Linked DNA regions of Homo sapiens: region 1 is linked to region 2. Evidence: read pairs that join two places in POLR2A ChIA-PET (ENCODE). Cell type or tissue: CD4-positive, alpha-beta T cell. All regions are shown on one strand. Links, peaks and the distances in the headings refer to the core of each region. The heading gives the core; the rest is flanking DNA.

Region 1 (10,265 bases), core at 1-8,000, 77 kb after region 2:
TTTGAGACAGAGTCTTGCTCTGTTGCCCAGGCTGGAGTGCTGTGGTGCAATATTGGCTCACTGCGACCTCCACCACCGAGTTCAAGAGATTCTCCTGCCTCAGCCTCCTGAGTAGTCGGGAATACAGGTGCGTGTCACCCCACCCAGCTAATTTTTGTACTTTTTTCTTTTTTTTTTTTTTTTGAGATGGAGTTTTGCTCTTGTTGCCCAGGCTGGAGTGCAATGGCGTGATCTCGGCTCACTGCAACCTCCGCCTCCGGGGTTCAAGAGATTCTCCTGCCTCAGCCTCCCAGGTAGCTGGGATTATAGGCGCCCACCACCACATCCCACTAATTTTTGTATTTTTAGTGGAGACAGGGTTTCACCACGTTGGCCAGACTGGTCTCAAACTCTTGACCTCAGATGATCCACCTGCCTTGGCCTCCCAAAATGCTGGGATTAAAAGCGTGAGCCACAGCGCCCGGCATACACTTGTTCTTTCCGTGTCCCCAGGATGTGAGAGAACACAGTCATCCTAGAGTAAAAACTAAGATAAGTGACTATAATGAGAACGAGGCTGTGGGCAGCGAGGCCGTGTCTGGAAGAGCCTCAGATGTCAGGTTGAGGAGCTGGACTTTGTCCTGAGAGCAGGGAGGAACCCACGGAGCCAGACTGCAGGACATCTTTGGAGATAAACCCCAGAAATGATTCTTTTAATTGTGGATTGTGGCCTGTGTCTCTAGTAAGTTCGCATCAATTTGGGTTATGATCACCATTATTAGAATAGAAGAGAAAATATAAATGTGCATTGAACGCTGGGTATACCTTGGGTGAAACTTTTTTTTAAACTTGACACAGAGTCTCAATGTGTTACCCAGGCTGGAGTGCAGTGGCGCAGTCATAGCACACTGCAACCTCAAACTCCTAAGCTCAAGCAATCCTCTTGCCTCAGCCTCCCACAGTGTTGGGATTACAGGCGTGAGTCACTGCGCCCGGCCTGGGTGAAACTTTTAATTGTGGATAATGATGATAGAAGCTAACATCTATATAATCCTGAGGATGTGCCAGGCACTAGTCTAAGTCTTTTTTTTTTTCCTTTTTTTTGAGACGGAGTTTCACTCTCGTTGCCTAGGCTGGAGTGCAGTGGCGCAATCTCGGCTCATGGCAACCTCCACCTCCCGGGTTCAAGTGATTCTCCTGTCTCAGCCTCCCGAGTAGCTGGGATTACAGGCATGCGCCACCATGCCCAGCTAATTTTGTATTTTTAGTAGATATGGGGTTTCTCCATGTTGGTCAGGCCGGTCTCAAACTCCCAACCTCAGGTAATCTGCCCCCCTCAGCCCCCCAAAGTGCTGGGATTACAGGCATGAGCCACCGTGCAAGGCAATGGTCTAAGTCTTTTAAGTCTTCGATAGCCAGGGAGCACCTATTAGTCCTAAAAGCAACTACTATTACACACTCATTTTACAGGTGAGGCCCCCAGGGCATAGGGAGGAGGTTGAGTAGCCTGCCCCAAAATCACACGGCTCATAAGTGGCAGGGGCACGCTCCCTGAGTACCTTTCCAATAATAATAGTTTGAAAAGCTCAAATAAGGCCGGGTGCAGTTGCTCACATCTGTAATCCCAGCACTTTGGGAGGCCGAGGTGGGTGGATCATTTGAGGTCAGGAGTTCGAGACAAGCCTGGCCAACATTGTGAGACCCCCCCACCTCCATCTCTACTAAAAATACAAAAATCAGCTGGGTGTGGTAGTGTGCGCCTGTAATCCCAGCTACTCAGGAGGCTAACGCAGGAGAATCACTTGAACCTGAGAGACAGAGGTTGCAGTAAGCTGAGGTCATGTCACTGCACTCCAGCCTGGGTGACAGAACGAGACTCTGTCTCAGGAACAACAACAACAAAAAACCTCAGCTCAAATAATATTGAAACAATGGCGAAGAGGTGTGGAGCACTCATATGCCTGGCACTGTTCAAAGTATCTGACATGGCCAGGTGCGGCGGCTCACACCTGTAATCCCAGCACTTTGGGAGGCCGAGGTGGGCAGATCACGACGGCACAGGCAGAGATGGAGACCATCCTGGCCAACATGGTGAAACTCCGTCTCTACTAAGAATACAAAAATTGGCCGGGCGCAGTGGCTCATGCCTGTAATCCCAGCACTTTGGGAGGCCCAGGCGGGCGGATCACCAGGTCAGGAGATCGAGACCATCCTGGCTAACATGGTGAAACCCCGGCTCTACTAAAAATACAAAAAATTTGCCAGGCGTGGTGGCGGGCGCCTGTTGTCCCAGCTACTCGGGAGGCAGAGGCAGGAGAATGGCATGAACCCGGGAGGCGGAGCTTGCAGTGAGCTGAGATCACGCCACTGCACTCCAGCCTGGGCCAGACTCTGTCTCAAAAAAAAAAGAAAGAAAGAAAATTAAGAATACAAAAAGTATCTGGGTGTGGTGGCATGCGCCTGTAGTCCCAGCTACTTGGGAGGCTGAGGCAGGAGAATCACTTGAACCCAGGAAGCGGAGGTTGCAGTGAGCTGAGATTGCGCCACTGCACTCTAGCCTGGCAACACAGTGAGACTCCATCTCAAAAAAAAAAAAAAAAAATGTGCCTGGCATGCATCAGCTTGCCAAACTGTAGGTACTATTTTCATTTTTTAGAGATAGGGTCTCTGTCTGTCTGCCAGGATGGAGTGTAGTGGCCCATTCGTAGCTCACTAAAGCCTCAAACTGCTGGGACCAAGTGATCCTCTTGCCTTAGCCTCCAGGCACACAACACAACACCCAGCTAACGTTTAAATTTTTTTTTATAGAGACAGGATTTTTGCTTTGTTGCCCAGGCTGGTTTCCAACTCCTGGACTCAAGTAATCGTCCCGCCTCGGCCTCCCGACGCACTGGGATTGCAGGCTGGAGGCACCACGCCCGGCCTGGAGGTACCATTATTAACTCCTTCAACAGATGCGAGAAGGAAGGGTCCCAGAGTGCTAGGGGAGGGGCTCACCGTCATCATGTCATCACACTTCATGTCAGGTTCATCCTCATCCTCGCTCTTGTTGTAGAACTTGCGGAAGAAGTTGAAGGCCACCACGGTGTACAGGTAGACGACCACCGCCAGAAGGCCCACGGTCATCACCAGCTGGGGGCAGGATGGGGCCAGGTCAGCTCCGCCCTGGGCTTGCCCTCCCCCCACCCTGCCCATGCTGGGTCCTGGCCCCGGTTCAGTCCCTGTGGCTCTACCTTGCTGCCCCACACACCCCCGGCTCAGCGCACCTGGCCTTGCCCCTCCTCAGCCCAGCTGCCCGGCCCTTATCCCTTCACCACCCACTGCCACGCTGGTCCCTGCTGGCCCACGCCCCACAGCCAGGTCCTCCCCACACCTGTTTCCCATTGTGGGTGACAGAGGACAGGATGGTGCGCAGCGTCTTGACCCCCATGGCGATGTCCAGGAGATGGGCAGCAAAGAAGAAGTTGTTGTAGTGTCCCAAGAGGGACATCACCATATACCAGCCCAGGTACAGGAAGGACTGTGGGCACACAGGGCCAGGGGTCAGGGGGAAGGCAGGGACACACGAGGAGCACTCTGGAGGGTAGGGGCCACTCGAGAGTCAGCTGTGCCCTGGGGGTCGGGTGCCAGCTCTGTTTGGGGAGTACATGGAGGATCAGGGCATTCCGGGTGAGAAGGCATCCTGCGGGGAGATGAGAGCCCCCTCCAGAAGGAAATAATCTGGCAATCTAAGGGCACACTGAGGGAGCCAAAGGATGTTCTGGGCCGGGTGTGGTGGCTCATGCCTGTATCCCCAGTGCTTTGGGGGGCTGAGGCAGGAGCATCACTTGAGGTCAGGAGTTGAAGACCAGTCTGGGCAACATAGCGAGACTCCATCATCTCTTCCTCTGTCTTTTTTTTTTTTTTTTTTTGAGATGGAGTTTCACACTTGTCACCCAGGCTGGAATGCTATGGCGCAATCTCAGCTCACTGCAACCTCCGCCTCTCAGGTTCAAGTGAAGGAGGCTAAGCCTGCCAAGTAGCTGAGACCACAGGTGTGGGTAACCACACCCAGCTAATTTTTTTTTTTTTTTTTTTGAGATGGAGTCTTAGTCTGTTGCCCAGGCTGGAGTGCAGTGTTGCAATCTCAGCTCACTGCAACCTCCGCCTCCCGGGTTCAAGCGATTCTCCTGCCTTAGCCTCCAAAGTAGCTGGGACCACAGGCGTGGGTCACCACACCCAGCTAATTTTTGTATTTTTAGTAGAGATGGGTTTCACCATGATGGCCAGGCTGGTCTCTAACTCCTGGCCTCAAGTGATCCACCCACCTCGGCCTCCCAACCCAAAGTGCTGGGATTACAGGCCTGAGCCACCGCACCTGGCCACTCTCTGTTTTTTGTTAGAGACAGGGTCTCGCTCTGTTATCCACGCTGGAGTGCAGTGGTGCACATGCAGCTCACTGAAACCTCTGCCTCCTGGGCTCAAGCCATCCTCCCACCGCAGCTTGTTGAGTGGCTGGGACTACAGGTGTGCACCACCACGCCTGGCTAATTTTTGTATTGTTTGTAGAGACAGGGTTTCACCGTCTCTACAAAAGTTGCCCAAGCTGGTCTTAAACGTTTGAGCTCAAGCAAACCTCTGCCTCCGCCTCCCAAAGTGCTGGGATTATAGGCCTGAGCCACTGTGCCTGTCTGCCTGGCTAATTTTTTGTGTTTTTGTTGTTGTTGTTGTTGAGATGGATTCTCATTCTGTCGCCCAGGCTGGAGTGCAGTGGTGCGATCTTGGCTCACTGCAGCCTCCACCTCCTGGATTCAAGCCATTCTCCTGCCTCAGCCTCCTGAGTAGCTGGGATTACAGGCACCTGCTGCCATGCCCAGTGCCAGGTTTGTCTTGAACTCCTGACCTCAAGTGATCTGCCTGCCTCGGCCTCCCAAAGTGCTGGGACTACAGGCGTAAGCCAGCACGCCCAGCCCCAGCTAATTTTTAAATTTTCTGTAGAGAGAGGATCTCACTATATTGCCCAGGCTGGTCTCAAACTCTGGGCTCCAGTGATCCACCAGCCTTGGCTTCTCAAAGTGTTGGGAGTACAGGCGTGAGCCACCACACCCAATCCCAGCTATTTAAAAAAAAATAGTAATAATAATACTAATAAGATGTCTAGGGGGATAAGGAGCCTTGTGTGGATAAGAAGATACCCTAGGGTCACAGCCACTCAGGGTCCCAGGAGTCATTCTTTGGTCAGGAACACCCGACGTTGGGAACCCTCCTAACGCCCCACCCCTGCAGAGTCCCTCCCCAGTCTGTGGGCCCCTGCTCACGTTGTCTGTGAAGATGACCCCGAACTTCCAGATCTGGTACTTGACATCGATGGACATGAGCCTGTGGGGGCGGGGGTGGGGAGAGATGCTTGAGTGTCAGACTCCAGTCACCTCCCCTGCATGCCCCAGGCCTGTGCAGGGGTGTCCTGGGCTCACCAGGTCAGCAGCCCTGGCGGCGGGTTGGGCTTGCGCTCATTGTGGGCTGTGATCTCTAGTGTGGCCAGGTCCATGCCCAGTAGCTCAGCAATCCGCTCCCGCCCGTAGATGTCCCCATGTTTGTCCAGGACCTGCACAAGAGAGCATCAGGCTGTGTAGACACAGCTGGAGTGTGGGTGTGTGTCGTGGCCTGCAAGGGGGTTCTGGGGACACTCCAAACTCTGAGTGAGAAATGGGAGGTGCATTTTTTTTTTTGAGACAGTCTCCCTCTGTCACCCAGGCTGGAGGGCAGTGGCGCCATCTCTGCTCACTGCAACCTGTGCCTCCCGGGTTCAAGCGATTCTCCTGCCTCAGCCACCTGAGTAGCTGGGATTACAGGCATGCACCACCATGCCCGGCTAATTTTGTATTTTTAGTAGGGACGGGGTTTCTCTGTGTTGGTCAGGCTGGTCTTGAACTCCTAACCTCAAGTGATCTGCCCTCCTTGGCCTCCCAAAGTGCTGGGATTACAGGCGTGAGCCACCGTGCCCAGCCCACTTTGTTTTTTTCTACAGCATTTATCACCACTGACATACTGTACTTGGGTTCATCATCTATCTTTCCAACTTGAAGGTCAGAATCACTGTTTTGTTTAACACGGGATCCCAGGTTTCTAAAACTGTTCCTGGCACATAATAGGTGCTCCGTAAATATGAGTGAACGAATTATAGTAACAGCCAACATATCTAGTGTTCTCCTATATGCCAGATACTGCTCATGTAGTACATAATACAACAACCCTGTAGGGTTGGCCGTATTATTACCCCACTTTGAGTATGAGGTACAGAAAGGTCAATAAGCCAGAAATAGAAAGGCAGGCAATCGGCTGGGCGCGGTGGCTCGTGCCTGTAATCCCAGCACTTTGGGAGGCCGAGGCGGGTGGATCACCTGAGGTCAGGAGTTCGAGATCAGCCTGGCCCACATGGCGAAACCCCGTCTCTACTAAAAATACAAAAATTAGCCAGACGTGGTGGTGGGTGCCTGTAATCCCAGCTACTCGGGAGGCTGAGGCAGGAGAATCGCTTGAACCCGGGAGGTGGAGGTTGCAGTGAGCTGAGATTGTGCCACTGCACTCCAGACTGGGTAACAGAGCGAGACTCCGTCTCAAAGAAAAAAACAAAAGAAAAGCAGGCAATCTGGTTCCAGAGTGTGTGTGCTTAAGACATATTGCTAACTTCCTCTCTTTCAACTAGTATTTCTCTCTTTTTTTGAGACGGAGTCTCGCTCTGTCACCCAGGCTGGAATGCAATGGCGCGATCTCGGCTCACTGCAGCCTCTGCCGCCCGGGTTCAAGTGATTCTCCTGCCTCAGTCTCTCAAGTAGCTGGGATTACAGGTGCCCAGCTAATTTTTGTGTTTTTAGTAGAGATGCAGTTTTGCCATGTTGTCCAGGCTGGTCTCAAACTCCTGACCTCAAGTGATCTGCCCACCTCGGCCTCCCAAAGTGCTGGGATTACAGGCGTGTGCCACTGCTCCTGGCCTCAACCAGTATTTCTTGAGTATTCACTCTGTGCCAGGCACTATGCTATGCTTTCTTATTTTTTGTTATTATTATTTTTTTTGAGATGAGGTCTCACTCTTTCACCCAGGCTGTAGTGCAGTGGTGCAATCTTGGCTCACTGCAACTTCTGCCTCCCAGGTTAAGCGATCCTCCCACCTCAGCCTCCTGAGTAGCTGGGACTACAGGCATGCGGTACCGTGCTAATTTTTTGTATTTTTGGTAGAGACGGCATTTTGCCATGTTGCCCAGGCTGCTGTGAAATTCCTGAGCTCAAGTGTTACATCCATCTCAGCCTCCCAAAGTTCTGGGATTACAGGCGTGAGCCACCACGCTTGGCCTTGATGCTCTGCTCTTTCCATGTGCCCATTCAAGAAAGGGAAGCAAGCTTACTATGCCCATCTCCCCATGGGGAAACTGAGGTGCTACTCAGAAAGGCAAAAAAACCTCTTGCCCAAGGTCACACACCAAGCAAGTGCTTGGCAGGCCTGTGATGGCCTGGTGGCAGGCAGGGACCCAATCCAGGACCCAGGGCATCCATGTCCTCTCACCTTGCGCTTGACAAACTTGTCCCAGTAGTTGCTAGGGAAAGACCTGCAGAGAGAGAGAGAGAAAGCGTGAGTATAAGATGTTAGGGCCAGAGGGATCAGAGCTGTCAGCCACGACAGGGTTGGCTGAAACTCCACTGTTTTTCTTTTTCCTTTTTTTTTGAGATGGAGTCTCACTCTGTTGCCCAGGCTGGAGTGCAGTGGTGTGATATCTGCTCACTGCAAACTTTGCCTCCCAGGTTCAAGCGATTCTCCTGCCTCAGCCTCCTGAGTAGCTGGGATTACAGGCGCCCACCACCACGCCCGGCTAATTTTCGTATTTTTAGTAGAGACGAGGTTTTGCCATGTTGGCCAGGCTGTTCTTGAACTTCTGACCTCAGGTGATGCCCCCACCCGCCTTGGCCTCCCAAAGTGCTGGGATTACAGGCGCCCACCACCACGCCCGGCTAATTTTTGTATTTTTAGTAGAGACAGGGTTTTGCCATGTTGGCCAGGCTGGTCTCAAACTTCTGACCTCAGGTGATCCCCCCTCCCGCCTTGGCCTCCCAAAGTGCTGGGATTACAGGCGTGAGCCACCTGCGCCTGGCTCCACTGCTTTTCTTGTAGGAACCTTGAACAGTGGGGACCCCACTGCCATCTTTGCTAGACCCCAAATGAGGCAGAGAATTTGCATTCAGAGCCAGATGTGCAAAAAAGACCTCAGAATGGCACTCTGATAAAGAGGCTCTGGCGTGGTGATGGGTGGGGAGGAGTCCAAAACAGCAGCCTAACTCAGCACCAACTCCAGTGCAACTGCCTGCTTCCTCATACTGGTTGATTTCATTTAATTTCATGATTCTGGCCCTTTATTCACCAGTTTTCCAAGTGACAAATTGATGCCCTAACATCCTCAAATATGGCCAACGAGTTTTTTTTTTTTTTTTTTGAGACGGAGTCTCGCTCTGTCGCCCAGGCTGGAGTGCAGTGGTGCCATCTGGGCTCACTGCAAGCTCCGCCTCCTCGGTTCACGCCATTCTTCTGCCTCAGCCTCCCGAGTAGCTGTGACTACAGGCACCCACTGCCACGCCCAGCTAATTTTTTTGTATTTTTAGTAGAGACAGGGTTTCACCATGTTAGCCAGGATGGTCTGGATCTCCTGACCTCGTGATCCGCCTGCCTCGGCCTCCCAAAGTGCTAGGATTGATTACAGATGTGAGCCACTGTGCCCAGCCACGAGTTTTGTTTTTTGAGAGGGTGGAGCGATGATTGATTATGAATTCACGGATTTGCAATTATTTGAAGTGCTTTGATTCATTGCACTTCCAATTCCTACTTGTTTTTTTTTTGGCCCCCAGACATAGGGTCTTGCTCTGTCACTCAGGCTGAAGGACAGTGGCATAATCATAGCTCACTGCAGCCTAGAACTCCTGGGCTCACGCCATCCTCCAGCCTCAGCCTCCCAAACAGCTAAGACTACAGGCATGCGCTAGCCAGGCTAGCATGTCTGGCTAACTTTTTAGTTTTTTTTTTCTAAAGATATAGGTCTCTCTATGTTGTCCAGGCTGGTCTTGAACTCCTGGGCACAAGGGATCCTCCTGCCTCAGCCTCCCAAAGTGCTGAGATTACAGGCGTGAGCCACTGAGTGCGGCCCCTAGGGCCCCTAATGATTTCTTTTCTTTCTTTTTTTTTTTTCCTTTCTTTTTCTTTTCCTTTTTTTTTTTTTTTTCAGATGGAGTCTCGCTCTGTTGCCCAGGCTGGAGTGCAGAGGCACAATCTCGGCTCACTGCAACCTCCACCTCGCAGGTTTAAGTGATTCTCATGCCTCAGCCTCCGGAGTAGCTAGGACCACAGGCACCCACCACCATGCCTACTTTTTGTATTTTTAGTAGAGACTAATTTTTGTATTTTTAGTAGAGATGGGGTTTCACCATGTTGGCTAGGCTGGTCTCGAACTCCTGACCTCAAGTGATCTGCCACCTTGGCCTCCCAAGTGTTGGGATTACAGGCATGAGCCATCGTGCCTGGCCATGTTTTTTTATTTTGCACTCATTGCACCTGAGTAAGAATCACACCTGGAGACAGGGTTTAAAACACGGGTTCCTGGGCTCACACCCCAGAGTCACTGAACAGGAACCTCCAGGCCTCAAGTCTAGGAATCTCTGTGTGCCAACCTCACCCACACAGATGCTGTAATGCATGGGAAATGTGCCTCTTTTATGGAAAGAAAGAGTAAGACTTGGGGAGAATGAGGCAGGGCCTGCAGGGACTGAAACCCTAGGTTTTTTTTTTTTTGTCTGGGGGGAAGGGGGTGGAATTTCACTCTTGTTGCCCAGGCTGGAGTGTAATGGTGCGATCTCGGCTCACTGCATCCTCCACATCCCAGGTTCAAGTGATTCTTCTGATTCAGCCTTCCCAGTAGCTGGGATTACAGGCGCCCGCCACCACGCCCAGCTAATTTTTGTACTTTTAGTAGAGACGGGATTTCACCATGTTGTCCAGGCTGGTCTCAAACTCCTGACCTCGTGATCCGCCCGCCTTAGCCTCCCAAAGTGCCGGGATTACAGGTGTGAGCCACCGTGCCCGGACCGAAACCCTAGTTTTTTGGGGTCCAGGCCTGGACTGGGTGGAAACCCAGGTCCCCTCCTGCTGCCACCCTGAGGTGGGGGCTGGGTCCTTACGGCGTGTTGAGCACCAGTCGGTCCCACTGCCCCTTCACGTCATCGTCCTCAGGCTGCTCCGTGATGTACAGGCCATCAAACTCCAGCTTCCG
Region 2 (8,000 bases), core at 1-8,000:
TCAAATCCTGGCACTGTCACAGGGGCAAGTGGCTTAAAGGCCCATGGATCCATTTCTGCATGTAAGGGTAACAACACCTGCTTCACAAGATTATACAAGTGAGTCCATGGGTCGGGCATGGTGGCTCGCGCCTGTAATCCCAGCACTTGGGGTGGCTGAGGCGGGTGGGTCACCTGAGGTTGGGAGTTCAAGGCCAGCCTGACCAACAAGGAGAAACCCCGTCTCTACTAAAAATACAAAAATTAGCCAGGCATGGTGGCACGTGCCTGTAATCCCAGCTACTCGGGAGGCTGAGGCAGGAGAATTGCTTGAACCCAGGAGACGGAGGTTGCAGTGAGCCAAGAACACGCCATTGCACTCCAGCCTGGGCAACAAGAGCGAAACTCAGTCTCAAAGGAAAGAAAAAAAAACAAAAACCAGTCAGTCCATGGGAAGCACTTAGAATAGTGTCTAGCACAAGGTAAAATGCTAGCTGTTATTTAATTTATTGCACATAATCCTATCTGAAGTTACCTTGTTCATTATCTATATGCATGCTGTCTCCCCCACCAGCCTGTGATAGATCAAGAACGTGTAGAAATAAGGCTGGGGGCGGTGGCCCATGCCTGTAATCCCAGCACTCTGGGAGGCCAAAGCGGGTGGATGACCTGAGGTCAGGAGTTGGAGACCAGCCTGGCCAACATGGCAAAACCCTGTCTCTACTAAAAATACAAAAATTAGCCGGACATGATGGCCACGCCTGTAGTCCCAGCTATTTGGAAGGCTGAGGCAGGAGAATAATAGCTTGAATCTGGGAGACAGAGGCTGCAGTGAGCTGAGATCCTGCCACTGCACTCCAGCCTGGGCAACAGAGCAAGACTCCAACTCAAAAAAAAAAAAAAAAGATCATATAGAAATAAGATGGAGGAAGTTTTGCATTTGATCATCTGATTTCCTTGGTAGCCACAACCAATCCCAAATAAGGGGGCACACTCCCCAAAGACCCTCACTGCCCATACTCTGACATAATTGAACCCACAGAGCTTGAGCTGCTGCTCAGAAGTCTCATGTTTAAACTATGCTTGGAATGTCTGATAGGAACATGCATTTATTTTTAGGCAAGAAAGTTGTCTCCTAAGCTAACCCTGTGGCCCCAGAGCAGGCCGTATTTGGCAAGAACTGCTTTGTGCTTGTTTATTAAAGAGGCCCAAAACTTTCTCAACTCTAAGGTAGCTGCTAAGAGAACTCGGTGCGCTGTGAGTCTTATATTTTTATGGTCAAAGTTTGCTTCCTGTGAATCTCTGAGGTGTTTCTACAAGGCTAATAGGAGTCAAGTGTCACCCCTTACCTTCCACAGCTTCAAGCCACAATCTATTAACCAATCATCCCTCAATTGGCTCACAGCTCTCAATGGATTCAATTCTATCCTATGGCTTGTGCCTCATCAGTGTTAATGAAAGTTACAAAGGGGCTGGGCGCGGTGGCTCATACCTGTAATCCCAGCACTTTGGGAGGCCTAGGTGGGCATTACGAGGTCAAGGGTTCAAGACCAGCCTGGCCAACATGGTGAAACTCCGTCTCTCCTAAAAAATACCAAAACTAGCTGGGCGTGGAATGCATGCCTGTAGTCCCAGCTACTCGGGAGCCTAAGGCAGGAGAATCACTTGAACCCAGGATGCGGAGGTTGCAATGAGCCGAGATTGCACCACTACACTCCAGCCTGGGTGACAGAGTAAGACTCCGTCTCAAAAAAAAAAAAAGAAAAGAAAAGAAGAAAAAAAAGTTACAAAGGGAAAGGGAAAATTAGTTCAAAAAATGGCCAAGAAGGCCCTCCCCTAACCGGTCTAGGTATTTCATCTCACCCCACCATGAGACACAGTGTCGGGTGATTATAGCCGACATTCTTGAAAAAGACATTTAGAGACAGCCCTTTCTGTTTTACACAGACAAGTCCTACCACAGTCTTGGCAGTGTAGCTCAAACGATCCAAAAAAAAAAGTAACTGCCTCACAATCCTGGTGATGTTTACCGTCTGGATACCTTCCAGGACTTGAATATCTGAATCATGACTGGTTCGTAGACAGCCTGTAAGAAGGGTCGATTCATCTGACTGCCCTTGAACCGGCCTGGCAAGTTGGCTCTTCCAGACATTTTGAATTTTGAAACTGACTGTATTTCATAGGCCAGAACTGGAAGATCACAGAAGTCTTCAAATCTCTGACCCTTCCAAATGCAAGGCATACCAGTAACAGCCAAAGAAGCACTTTGTGAAAGTGTTTAATATTTTCATCCAATATATAGTTTAAGGCAAGGTACTCATTTTCTTAAAGAAAAGCAGGGAGTGACAGAGAGAAAAGGATTTGCTGTTAGATTTGGATTAGGGAGGATGTGGATTTAAAAAAAAAGTTACTTGTGCTTGGGATTTGTGGGAAATTTAGAGTTCTTTTTAATTTATCAGTGTTTGTGGAAGTAGGCAAAAGATACAGGCATATTTTGTCCTATTATTAAGAAGTCACATAGCTGAGATTCCAGTTCCAAACTCCTAGAGAAAAAAAGCACTCTTCTAGGCTACAAAGCCAGCAGCGGATTTCATGGAGTGCTCTCCTTTTTCTTCTCCCTCTCTCATGCACAAATGCACACTCCTCATCAACACAATCAACTGGCCCAACTCCTGCCCCGAGGACAGAGGGCCTTCATCCCCTACCTGGCAAGGCTGCTGTGCCTGTAGGTATTTTCCTGTGATACCAAGTGGCAGGATCTTTTTTTCTGCCCGGGGCCTAACACTCCACCATTAGCACTGCCTCTGGTATGAGGGCACTCCCCAAAACAGTAAGTAAGCAACTTGGTTTCCATGGTGATAGCAACTAAATACCTTTTACTCACACCCAGATGGAGATTGATCATAGAATAGTAATTTGTTAACCGTTACACATACTGAGGCCTTGATGACACCAACTGAAGTCAGCTTCCACCACTGCCCTTGGCCTTGGTAAAAGAAGGCCTGTCATTTTGCTAAGGCAGGCTGTAGACCCACAGTCCTCTTATTGTGACGTCCCCCTCAGGCAACTTCCCAGCATGTCCAGATGCCGAACCACCTGCGAGCTTCCTTCCAAGATGCCTCTCCTAACCTCAAACTGGCCTTCACCACCGAAACGAAGTGTGTATTTAAAAAAGGAAAAGAAAGAAAGAAAAAAGAAATGCATCTATTTCACTTCCTGCAGTCCCCTCAATCTGTATAGCTGTAATTAAGACATTATTAGAACTGGAATCAGTCATTACTACTCAGGAGGTAAGATATTAAAACTCTTTATCTTGGGCTTTTTGCAGATTAAAAGCCTGGGCAACATAGTGAGACCCAGTCTTTACAAAAAATTTAAAAATTAGTTCGGGCACAGTGGCTCATGCCTGTAACCCCAGCACTTTGTTGGGCCAAGGTGGGTGGATCGCTTAAGGTCAGGAGCTCAAGACCAGCCTGGCCAACATGGTGAAACCCTGTCTCTACTAAAAATACAAAAATTAGCTGGGCGTCGTGGCGCGCGCCTGTAATCCCAGCTACTTGGGAAGCTGAGGCAGGAGAATCACTTGAACCGGGGAGGCAGAGGTTGCAGTGAGCTGAGATCGTGCTACTGCACTCCAGCCTGGGTGACAGAGTGAGACTCCATCTCAAAAAAAAAAAAAATTAAAATTAGCTGGCCATGGTGGTGCACACATAATCCCAGCTACTAGGGAGGCTGAGGCTGAAAGATCCCTTGAGCCCAAGAGTTCAAGGCTGCAGTGAGTTATGATTAGGCCACTGCACTCCAGCCTGGGTGACAGTGAAACCCTGTCTCTAAAAAATCAAAACAGAACAAAAACCAAATGTGTTCCCTTCAGACATGGAAAACACAAAGTGGGGTATACTGCCTGCCTTCTGTGCTTCCTCTGATCCACCTAGACTGTGGCTTCCACCCACTCTCAAAAGACATCAGGGAGGGGAAAAGATGAAAAGAAAAACCCACTAGAAAGCTAGTGACAGACATCACTCAGCCCCACACCTTTGGGGGGGAAACTTTAAAAAACATAAAACAAACCACAAAGTCTTCTTTATTCCTGCCTGAAGCTGAAGACACAAATGCTATTGTATTGCTGGTGTTCTAGCATCCCATTCAATCATTGCAACACCATCCACGATATTTCCCAAGATGACTTCATTGTGTTCTGCAGGGTAGTAACTGCCGCTTCCAACTACTTCTGCCCCATGTGGATAGTTCCACTGGAAGACAAAGAATCTGTTCTGCTCTGATATTTGGAAGAAAAACATTTAAATAAGCCTTGTTAACTCAGCAGGAGGGCACTGCTTTCCTTTCAAAATGTAGGGTTCAAATCCGATGAAGGGGTGGCAGTGTGCTTTCTTCGTGGGAGGGGCCCAACTCTAAGAAGAAAACTGGAGCCTTAAGAGAAAAAGTTGGCTGGGCGTGGTGACTCACACCTGTAATCCCAAGACTTTGGGAGGCTGAGACCAGACTGGGCAACACAGCAAAACCCCATCTCTACAAAAACACAAAAATCAGTCAGGCGTGGTGGTGTGCACCTCTAGTCCCAGCTACTTGGGAAGCTGAGGTGGGGGGATGGCTTGAGCCCGAGGTCAAAGCTTCAGTGAGCCAAGATTGTTCCACTGCACTCCAGCCTTGGTAAAAAGAGTGACACCCTGTCTCAAAAAAAAGGAACAAAGGCAAGAAAAACGAAGAAAGAAAAAAGTTGTGTGAGGAACAAATGATAAACCCACATTTCTTACAGCTAGCCCTCTGTATCCATGGGTTCTCTATCTGTGAATTCAACCAACAATGGATCGAAAATACTGGAAGAAAAAAAATGAATGGTTGCATCTGCACTGAACATGTACATATTTTTGTCATTATTTCCTAAACAGCACAGTGTAACAACCATTTACGTAGCATTTAGCATTAGGTTATAAGTAATCTAGAGATGATTTAAAGTATTCAGGAGGATGTGCATAGTTAAAATGCAAATTACACATCGTTTTATCTTACATAAGGAACTTGAGCATCTGTGGATTTTGGTATATAAGGGGGTTCCTGGAACCAATCCCCCACAGATACTGAGAAATGACTGTATTTTCAATGTGTCCTGGTTTCTTACAAAACCTCAAAAGCACTAACACTTGAAACTGAAGATGAATCAAGCATCATCCAGTCATGAGCCATATGTTCGAGTCTAGTATGGCCGGATGACACACAGAGCCAAGAGGGGCTGTGTGCTCCTGGACAAGGTGCTGCCCTGCCCACCTCGACCAGATGAGATCAAGTTTTTTTCCCAAGTGTGACATACACACATGGAAAATTTTAAGGGTTATCTACACCTTACATTACACCCTGAATCACATTGAGAAAGTTATTTCCTTTGATTCTCTTGTAAACCTGATGACTTCAAAGAGAAAGTCTCTGCTTGGTGCTGGTGGGTCTTTAACACCTCACCAACACTTGCCAATCCCTTTCTAACAAAGGGAGCAGGCCTCAAGCCTGGGGGGCCTTCAGCCCGAGTGGTAACCACCTGGAAACAACACTGTTTTGTTTTCAATGTGTTTATTTTTGCAGTTTCCTTCTATTATATTTATGGCCAGGGGAGCTGGGTTTTCCAGTTGCCATACTCTTGTCAGTTTTCCTTTCAAAACTTAATTTAAAATGCAAACTGATTCAAAGGAAATTATTATGTGTCTATAAAAGTGGTTATGGAAAATCACAAATGGCTGCAGTTTACGAAGGAAGGGGATAAGCACAGGGGGACTGCTCTGGCTGGGGAGCCTCACTCCTGGGGGAGGGGGAGAGAATGGAACTCATCCCAGGAAGGAAGGAGCCAGCACAACAACAGGTGGCAAACAGCAAATCCCACGTAAACTCACTCCACTCGCCTTCAGATAACACTTGCATAAATCACAACCAAGAAAAAGGCCACTGACCTCTTCCAGAGTAAACGCTGTTCAAACTAAAGGGAAGGCAGGCAAATTACACCAATCAGCTTCTAAGACTTTCCACGGACATTCCAAGTTAATGCCTCTCTTGTTTATGGAGAAAGGGGAGGGGAGGGACGTGAAAAAACACAACCAAAAAAAGGCACAACACCAAGACAAATGCCTCGGGGATTTTTATAATCCCAGGGAAACTGCTACTTGGATAAAACTTCCCATGCACTGATGTAAGGATGCTCTTGCCAGTTAAATATATGCAAAGATTTAACTCCTTTTCTTTTTCTTTTTTTTTTTTTTTTGAGACGGAGCCTTACTCTGTCGTCCAGGCTGGAGTGCAGTGGCGTGATCTCAGCTGACTGCAACCTCCACCTTCCAGGTTTGAGTGATTATCCTGCCTCAGCCTCCCCAGTAGCTGGGATTACAGGGGTGCACCACCGTGCCCGGCTAATTTTTTGCATTTTAGTAGAGATGGGGTTTCACCATGTTCGCCAGGCTGGTCTTGAAGTCCTGACCTCACGTGATCCACCTACCTCGACCTCCCAAAGTGCTGGGATTACAGGCGTGAGCCACCACACCCGGCGATTTCACTTTCTGGAGGAGGCGGGATCCTTCCCTGGGTCAGGTGGTTAATTTCTCCCCTTCATAAGATCCTTCTTTAAACAGAGGCTGGAATTTAAAATGATTCTGTTTCTCTTTGATTCATTGAAAGTTACACTCCTTGATGCCTGGGATACCGAGTAAAATGTAACTCATAGACCTTCTTGAAGAAAAGTTAAGTGATACCTGGGCCACTTTCAGACACTTTATAACAAATTCTGGCGCCTAGGCTGCCAACACTGTAAAACTAAGTTTCCTTGTAACTTGCTTTGATGTTTCCAAGTTTAAACCCATTCTAAAGAAGACTAATGAGCTCTCAAACTACCCAGTGATAGAAAGACTTCTTTCAAATCTCCACGGATGACAGTATTTGTATCTGCTCAAGTAGAAGCTTCCGTCTCTCTTGTAACAGGTCAGTGCTTCAGTTACCACTGCCATTGAATTACCCACTTGCTATCACTTGCCTCTTATTTCCATAAAAAAAGAAACGGAGGAAAAAACTGTTTAAGTTTTACCTTGTTTAAAAGTAACACGAGTGCTTTTGTTATTCTGTAAACTAAATACATAAATGAAGGCAAAGGAAGGAAACTGAGGGAAGGGAACAAAATGTGAGTGATGAAAACACGGAGTTCATTAAATGAAGGAATAAAGATAAAGCCGGGGAAAACACTGCTCTAGGATATACTAAGGCAAGGGAAGAGATAAACATGTTGATATTTCAGCTATTCAGAAAACCTGAACGAGCAAGTGATACTAGAGCAAACAGCTGTTCACTAATTATATTTGCCCTTCCCTTCTGCCCTTCAAAAAAGTAAAAGCAGCAGCAAGGGAATCTTTTTTTTTTTTTTTTAAAGAACAACCCTAAGGTCTGGTCAAAGGCTTGTACAATTCCCAGCACAACATAAATCAGTGTAGCAAAAACGGAAAGTGTTCATCTCAACGGTTTCAAATTCCTTGGGCCTTCCCAAATCAATTCTTTTTTGGCTCCATTCTGTTTGCTAACTAGCACTGGCAGATAACTTGTGCTACACTCAGTTCACTCTGAAAAAGGGCGCTGTCTGGCCAAAGTCTGCCATGACTGGAGCATATGTTGAAACAGCAGAACTCCCCACCCAGGAGGCTTAGACTTAAAACTTGTCCCCGCTCCCCTCTGTCATCTGATTTTTTTTTTTTTTTTTGAGATGGAGTCTTGTTCTGTCACTCAGGCTGGAGTGCAGTAGCGCGATCTTGGCTCACTGCAACCTCCACCTCTCAGGTTCAAGCGATTCTCCTGCCTCAGCCTCCCAAGTAGCTGGGATTACAGGCACCTGCCACCATGCCCAGTTAATTTTTGTATTATTGGTAGAGACGGGGTTTCACCATGTTGGCCAGGCTGGTCTCGAACTCCTGACCTCAGGTGATCTGCCCACCTCAGCCTCCCAAAGTGCTGGGATTACAGGCGCGAGCCACTGCGCCCGGC

What was found. Peaks named below come from ENCODE experiments on the same cell type or tissue, not always from the same donor. Only the 100,000 strongest peaks of a DNase experiment are listed, where the experiment ranks them.
Region 1: POLR2A ChIA-PET joins it to region 2 with 11 read pairs; 6 of 35 experiments call an interaction of 5 or more read pairs at or near these places.

Annotation. Positions count from the first base shown.
Region 1 is chr19:38,573,216-38,583,480 of GRCh38, reverse strand. RYR1 (ryanodine receptor 1) reads right to left here. Exons shown (of 106, transcript NM_000540.3): 96 at 10,174-10,265; 97 at 7,520-7,562; 98 at 5,433-5,563; 99 at 5,277-5,337; 100 at 3,353-3,499; 101 at 2,977-3,111. Among named protein-coding and RNA genes, the nearest start is that of MAP4K1-AS1, 18 kb to the left of the region's middle. RefSeq lists an enhancer at 3,429-3,930. In CD4-positive, alpha-beta T cell, for the core only: no CTCF peak of the experiment used is centred there; a DNase peak (open chromatin) is centred at 3,980.
Region 2 is chr19:38,652,805-38,660,804 of GRCh38, reverse strand. All of the region lies in intron 1 of ACTN4 (actinin alpha 4), which reads right to left. Among named protein-coding and RNA genes, the nearest start is that of ACTN4, 9.2 kb to the right of the region's middle. RefSeq lists enhancers at 1-547, 2,329-2,974, 5,186-6,054, 6,055-6,923, 7,462-8,000 and a silencer at 5,017-5,066. In CD4-positive, alpha-beta T cell, for the core only: no CTCF peak of the experiment used is centred there; DNase peaks (open chromatin) are centred at 2,784, 3,964, 5,163 and 7,634; H3K4me3 peaks cover 423 bases; H3K27ac peaks cover 1,135 bases.